Regions from separate parts of the Homo sapiens genome. Here region 1 is linked to region 2. The links are chromatin contacts, found by Hi-C or POLR2A ChIA-PET in ENCODE. All regions are on one chromosome and are shown on one strand. Each heading gives the region's core, a stretch centred on a gene start or an enhancer-like site at or near the end of the contact. The rest is flanking DNA. Distances are from core to core; before and after follow the strand shown. Region 1 holds the start of LBHD1 (LBH domain containing 1). Region 2 has its middle 47 kb from the start of AHNAK.

Region 1 (2,700 bases), core at 195-2,694, 170 kb before region 2:
GGGCAACAACACAGAAATTCTGTCTCAAAAAAAAAAAAAAAGCTTTATTTGGTGTTCTGACTTTAATAACAGCAGCCTTTTTTTCAATTGCAGTCTTGCTTGGGAACCACAGGATAGACAAAAGAGGAGCAACTTGGTTGACTAGGCTGTGGGGCTTTGACCCCACTTATTTAATCCCCTCAGTGGCAGCTCCAATAAATCCTGACCAGATCCAGAGATTGGGGACCACTTTACATTTCTAAATTAATGTTTTACAATAATCCTCGTAGTTATGACCTTTCATAGAACAGGGCTGAGGTTTGTAACATGCTGGAGTTCAACCAGGATCTGTGACTCAAAGCACACTCCTTTTACTACTAGTAAGTCAGCCTCCTAAGCTTGTTTAACCAGAGGTTAAATAATGGCCACAGAAAGCATTGTGGCATATGTTAAGTGCTAGATGCCCCTCCAATCTCGCTCCAAGGACAGGAGTCCTGAGTGTCCACTATAGGCATCCATTACTTCAAGACTTCCCAGGATAGTTCAGATTTCAAGAATGTCCCACGGTTATCCCTGGAAGTACACTCCAACCTGACACCACATGACCTGTTTTGAAAATGTGGTTGGCCGGGCGCAGTGGCTCACGCCTCTAATCCCAGCACTTTGGGAGGCTGAGACGGGTGAACTGCCTGAGGTCAGGAGTTCGAGATCAGCCTGGCCACATGGTGAAACCCGCCTCTACTAAAACTACTAATATCAGCCGGGCGTGGTTGCGGACGCCTGTAATCCCAGCTACATGGGAGGCTGAGTAAGGAGAACAGCTTGAACCCAGGAGGCAGAGGTTGCAGTGAGCCAAGATTGCGCCACTGCACTCCTGCCTGGGTGACAAGAGCAAGACTCCATCTCAAAAAAAAGAAAAAATGTGGCCGCGGCAGGGCGAGGTGGTTCACGCCTGTAATCCCAGCCCTTTGGGAGGCCGAGGCGGGCGGATCACCTGGGTCTGGAGTTCGAGACCAGTCTAGCCAACATGGTGAACCCTGTCTCAACTAAAAACACAAAAGTTAGCTGGGCTTGGTGGCGCGCACTTGTGATCCCGGCTACTCGGGAAGCTGAGGCAGGAGAATTGCTGGAACCCAGGGGCGGAGGTTGCAGTGAGCCGAGATCGTGCCACTGCACTCCAGCCTGGGTGACATTGACTCCGTCTCAAAAAAAAAAAAAAAAAAAAAATGTGGTCAGATACCTATCGGGATCAGCCTCTTCTGGTGGGGTGGGACAGGCAGCAGCTCCAGGCCGCGCCCCCAGCACCGACCACGCGTCTCTAAGCATTGGTAGGTGTCGACTGCAGGGCTCATTCTGGGTGGAGGAACATGATTTTATTGGTTCTTTCAGTTCACCACATCCGACTCGCGTCTCGGCCCTGGCCCGCCTTGCGGACCTTAAAGCAGTCAGTCCAGGGTTTGGGGGAAACGTGCTCACCCGACGGCAGCTCACAGGACCCCGGAGAGTCCTGGCATGGTATCTCGGTCCGGACTCTCCGCTGGGCCCACGAAGGAGAAAGGCTGCCTCGGATTCCTGCGCCCAAGCCAAGGTCCGGCGCCCACGGAGGCAAGTCCGGTCTCACGGTGACCTCCCGCCGGCGCCGCCTTCGCCGCCAACCATCCAGTTCTTCCTCCAGGCCACGTTCTCCTGCGTGGTCGCTGCCTCCTGCAGAGTGGCCAGCAATAGCTGCTGGGTCCTGGCCGCCTCCTCCCTGCTCCTTGGGTCCTGCAGTGGCATCTCCTGAGGGCAGGAAGGGGAGTTCGCAGGAGCTCCAGTCCGGGGCTCTCCACCCGCCCACCCTTCCTCGGGACTACCAGTTGCTTCTACCTTTAGCATTTCCTGCTTCCGCCGCTCTCCCGGGGTCACGATAACGAGGAGCGCGTAGCCCACGCCAGCCCCTGCGCCCAGCATTGCGACTGAGATCAGCATTTTCCGCAAGGAATCCATGGCCGCCTGCACAGCCAGCGGAGCGCCCACGGGAGCTCCCCGCAGCCGCAAGCTGTTGCCGCGCGGTCTCACTACCCCTTGGCGCAGGCTAGAGCGCCCTATAGCAGAAACCATAGATAAGCGGCCGGCTAGAGAGGACCTGCTCGAGGAAACGTTTGGAATCCGGAGCGCTTGGATCTCAGGTTTAGCTGAGGGGGTTGAGGTGTCCAAGAAGTGCTGGCACCAAGGGCTGAGCGCGGGGACCCTGTGTCCTCAATTCCGGGGTGGGATTGCTAGGGGGAGAGTGCGTGTCTTCATGGTTGCCGTGGGTTTTATGATTGCCCATTTTTCTGTCTTCCGACGTTTCCCGATCAGTAGAGGCCCGAGCTGTGCTCTGTGGTTTCCTGCAGTCACCCGCGCGTTTTCAACACAGCGCATGGAGGGCATCTACACACATACACATCCCTCTCCATCCCCTCAACTCTGGAACAAACACTCAAAGTCAAGTATACTGGTTGGAGAAATGGGTAATAGTTACTTATCTTTAACATTTATTTTACAAACAACCTATTCCTTTTCTCGTCATGGTACACACTTGGTATTGTTTGGGTTTTTTTTTGGTTTTGTTGTTGTTGTTAGTGTGTGGGCGTGGTTTTGTTTGTTTTTGGAGACAAGGTCTCGCTCTGTCGCCCAGGGCTGGAGTGCAGTGGCGCGATCATGGCTCACTGAAGCCTCGACTTCCAGGGCCCAAGCGAT
Region 2 (2,700 bases), core at 151-2,650:
TGTGTTTTTGATTTTTTTTTGTAGAGATGGTGTTTCACTATGTTGCCCAGGCTGGTCTCGAACTCTTGGGTTCAAGCAATTCTCCCATCTCAGCCTCCCAAAGTGTTAGGATTACAGATGTGAGCCACTGTGCCTGGCCAGAATTGTATGTTTTAATGTGATACAGTATGTCTGAGCAATGTCCACATCCAGTTGTCAAGGGGGAAAAAACTTGATAGTGAGCATTCCCAGCTCAACGCTGCCTTGTTCAAAACTCAGCTGACATAGAGGCTTCTGCTGGTTCCCTGTCCACACAGAGTAAGCTCTTCCCAGCCAAAGGGGAGATGAAAGGATTATTTACTATGTAAAGTGGTGAGGCAGAAATCTCCCAGTTTGTTCACTTAGCTCAAAGTGGGAGAAAAAAAATGATGTTGAGGCGGTTCTATAGCTCGATTTCTGGTATGATCAACTGGGAGCAGCAATTTAAAACCCACTTGGATTTTTTAAGTCACTGGGGAGGTTCGGAGCCACATACCACGCCCTGTGTGTCATCATCGGGCTCTCTGAGGGACAGCACGTAGGTTTGGGAGGAACAGGTTCAAACCTGACTCTGATCGTTAACGAAGGTAGTGTTCTGTAGCACACATGACTCTCTGGGCCAATCAGATTACCCCAGCCTTCTAGCACCTGTGTGAACTGACATAGCTGGGAAGCTGGCTAGGCTGGGCTCAGGTGGGGCAGCCAGGTACCTTTATAGTATGATTTGAAGGCCTCAGGTGAGGCTGCCCTAGCCTGAAATATCTCCCCTACTGGCTTGTCAAGGATGTCTGAATTTCGCTACTATTGAGTCATTCCTTTGCGTTTACTACGGTCCTCGTTTTGTGAGTGCAGATTGATCTGGAATACAGGATCCTTAACCTTCCCATCTTAATTGCGTGGATACAACTAGACTATGTTTAATCTCTTGGGTAAGCCACAAACTAAGTTCCACTTTTTCATGCCAGGCCTGTCTTGAGGCATTTCACCTGCCCTCTTCTCTATTCTGTTCAGCTTAGACAAGAAGCAAGCTGGAGCCAGGTAGTCTGGTGTGGGGGACAGAGGAGCAGAGGACTGGAAAGTGAGGGCACCCAGGAGCAGCAGGCTCTCCTTCCTGGCTTCTGGCTTTCCAGCACAGAAAAGCTTGGCTGAGCCTTGGTCTGGTGTCAGATGACGCCTGAAGGGAGATGTGATCTCCCCATTTTGGCCCAGATGGAGCACAGTTAGCTCTTACATGGACTTCCTTCCACTTACTCACTTTCCCTTTACCAGCTATCCTCTGTCCTCCTACTGCTGCACTCTCAGCCATCATCATTCTACGTGGCCTCATGCCAGAAGGGAAGTCTCATTGGCATCCCAGAGGAGCCAGGAGCTCCTAAGCCCCACCAGCACTCGGCCACACCCCTTTCCCCTTTGTGGCTTGGTTCACAGTCTCCAGGAGATGGAGGAGTGGCTAGGAGCTGCGCAGCTGCCGACAGCTCAACTTGTGCGGCTGGTTTTTTGTTTTTTTGAGATGGAGTCTTGCTCTGTTGCCCAGGCTGGAGTGCTGTGGTGCGATCTTGGCTCACTACAACCTCCGCCTCCCGGGTTCAAGCGATTCTCTTGCCTCAGTCTCCCGAATAGCTGAGATTACAGGCACACGATACCATGCCCAGTTAATTTTTTTGTATTTTTAGTAGAGACTGGGTTTCGCCATGTTGGTCAGGCTGGTCTCGAACTCCCGACCTCAGGTGATCCACCCGCCTCGGCCTCCCAAAGTGCTGGGATTACAGGCATAAGCCACTGCGCCTGGCAGGTTTGAACAGATACAGAGGATGTTTAGTGAGAGGCCAGTCGGATGCTATGGGTCTGCACTAAAGCCTTAAACCCTTTCTATCTTTTCCTCTTTCCCAGGCCTAGAAGACATGGTCAGAGTTCATCTACGTCATGCCCCTGCCTCCGGGCATATTTTATCTCCCCATGCCCATGCCTGTCTTCCAGAGACCACTCCCACCAAAGGAAGTGGGAGAAGCGAGGCGGAAGAGAGGCCATAAAGTCCGCTGGAATATAGGCTCCATGAAGGCAGGGATTTTTAATATATCCCCAGAGTCTAGAACAGTGCCTGGCCCACAGTAGATGCTCAATAAATATTTGTTGAATAATGAACCTCCCCTTGTTGAAGTAATCACAGCTGGTAAAGTACTTTCAATCCTAATGAATATTCTGTTGGACAGGTGGAAATTTTTAGAGCCAACATTTCCAAAGATCTATTTATTTTGTTTTTTGTTTTTATTTTATTTTTTTTAGAGAAGGGCCTTGCTCTGTCACTCAGGCTGGAGTGCACTGGCATGATCACAGCTCACTGCAACCTTGAACTCCTGGACTCAAGAGATCCTCCCACCTCAGCTTTCTGAGTAGCTCTTACTAAAGGCACAGCTTCCATGCCCAGCTAATAAAAAAAAATTTCTTTTTTTTTTTTTTTTAGAGTGAGTCTGGGTTCACTATGTTGCTCACGTGCTGCTCTCAAACTTCTGGCCTCAAGCGATCCTCCCACCTTGGCCTTCTAAAGCACTGGGATTATAGGCATGAGCCACTATGTCTGGCCCCAAAGATTCAATTTTTAATTACACCATATAGTGTAATTATAATTACACTATATAGTGTAATTATAATTACATTTAGTGTAATCTTAGTATGCCATTCATT

What was found. Hi-C counts contacts between places; a loop is a spot of excess contacts on that map. ChIA-PET counts read pairs that join two places held with the same protein, here RNA polymerase II (POLR2A). Pooled maps may share reads with other maps.
Region 1: a loop to region 2 is called in a pooled map, with 4 times the contacts of the local background. The contact joins the promoter of LBHD1 here to the enhancer-like site in region 2. A Hi-C loop is called at or near these places in 1 of 50 pooled maps. POLR2A ChIA-PET finds 5 or more read pairs at or near these places in 8 of 52 experiments (A549, CD4-positive, alpha-beta memory T cell, Caco-2 and 4 more).

What each region holds. Positions count from the first base shown.
Region 1 is chr11:62,671,011-62,673,710 of GRCh38, reverse strand. LBHD1 (LBH domain containing 1) reads left to right here and starts at 1,444. Exons shown (of 7, transcript NM_024099.5): 1 at 1,444-2,147. UQCC3 (ubiquinol-cytochrome c reductase complex assembly factor 3) reads right to left here and starts at 2,038. Exons shown (of 2, transcript NM_001085372.3): 1 at 1,846-2,038; 2 at 25-1,758. The coding sequence starts at 1,965. The coding sequence ends at 1,597. RefSeq lists a silencer at 1,235-1,364 and enhancers at 1,605-1,764, 1,131-1,872, 1,873-2,612, 2,613-2,700.
Region 2 is chr11:62,498,376-62,501,075 of GRCh38, reverse strand. It overlaps a transcript of AHNAK not described here. Among named protein-coding and RNA genes, the nearest start is that of AHNAK, 47 kb to the left of the region's middle. Within about 2 kb of position 1,400, at least 15 of the 41 ENCODE cell types and tissues checked have a DNase peak (open chromatin) inside an H3K27ac peak, as active enhancers do.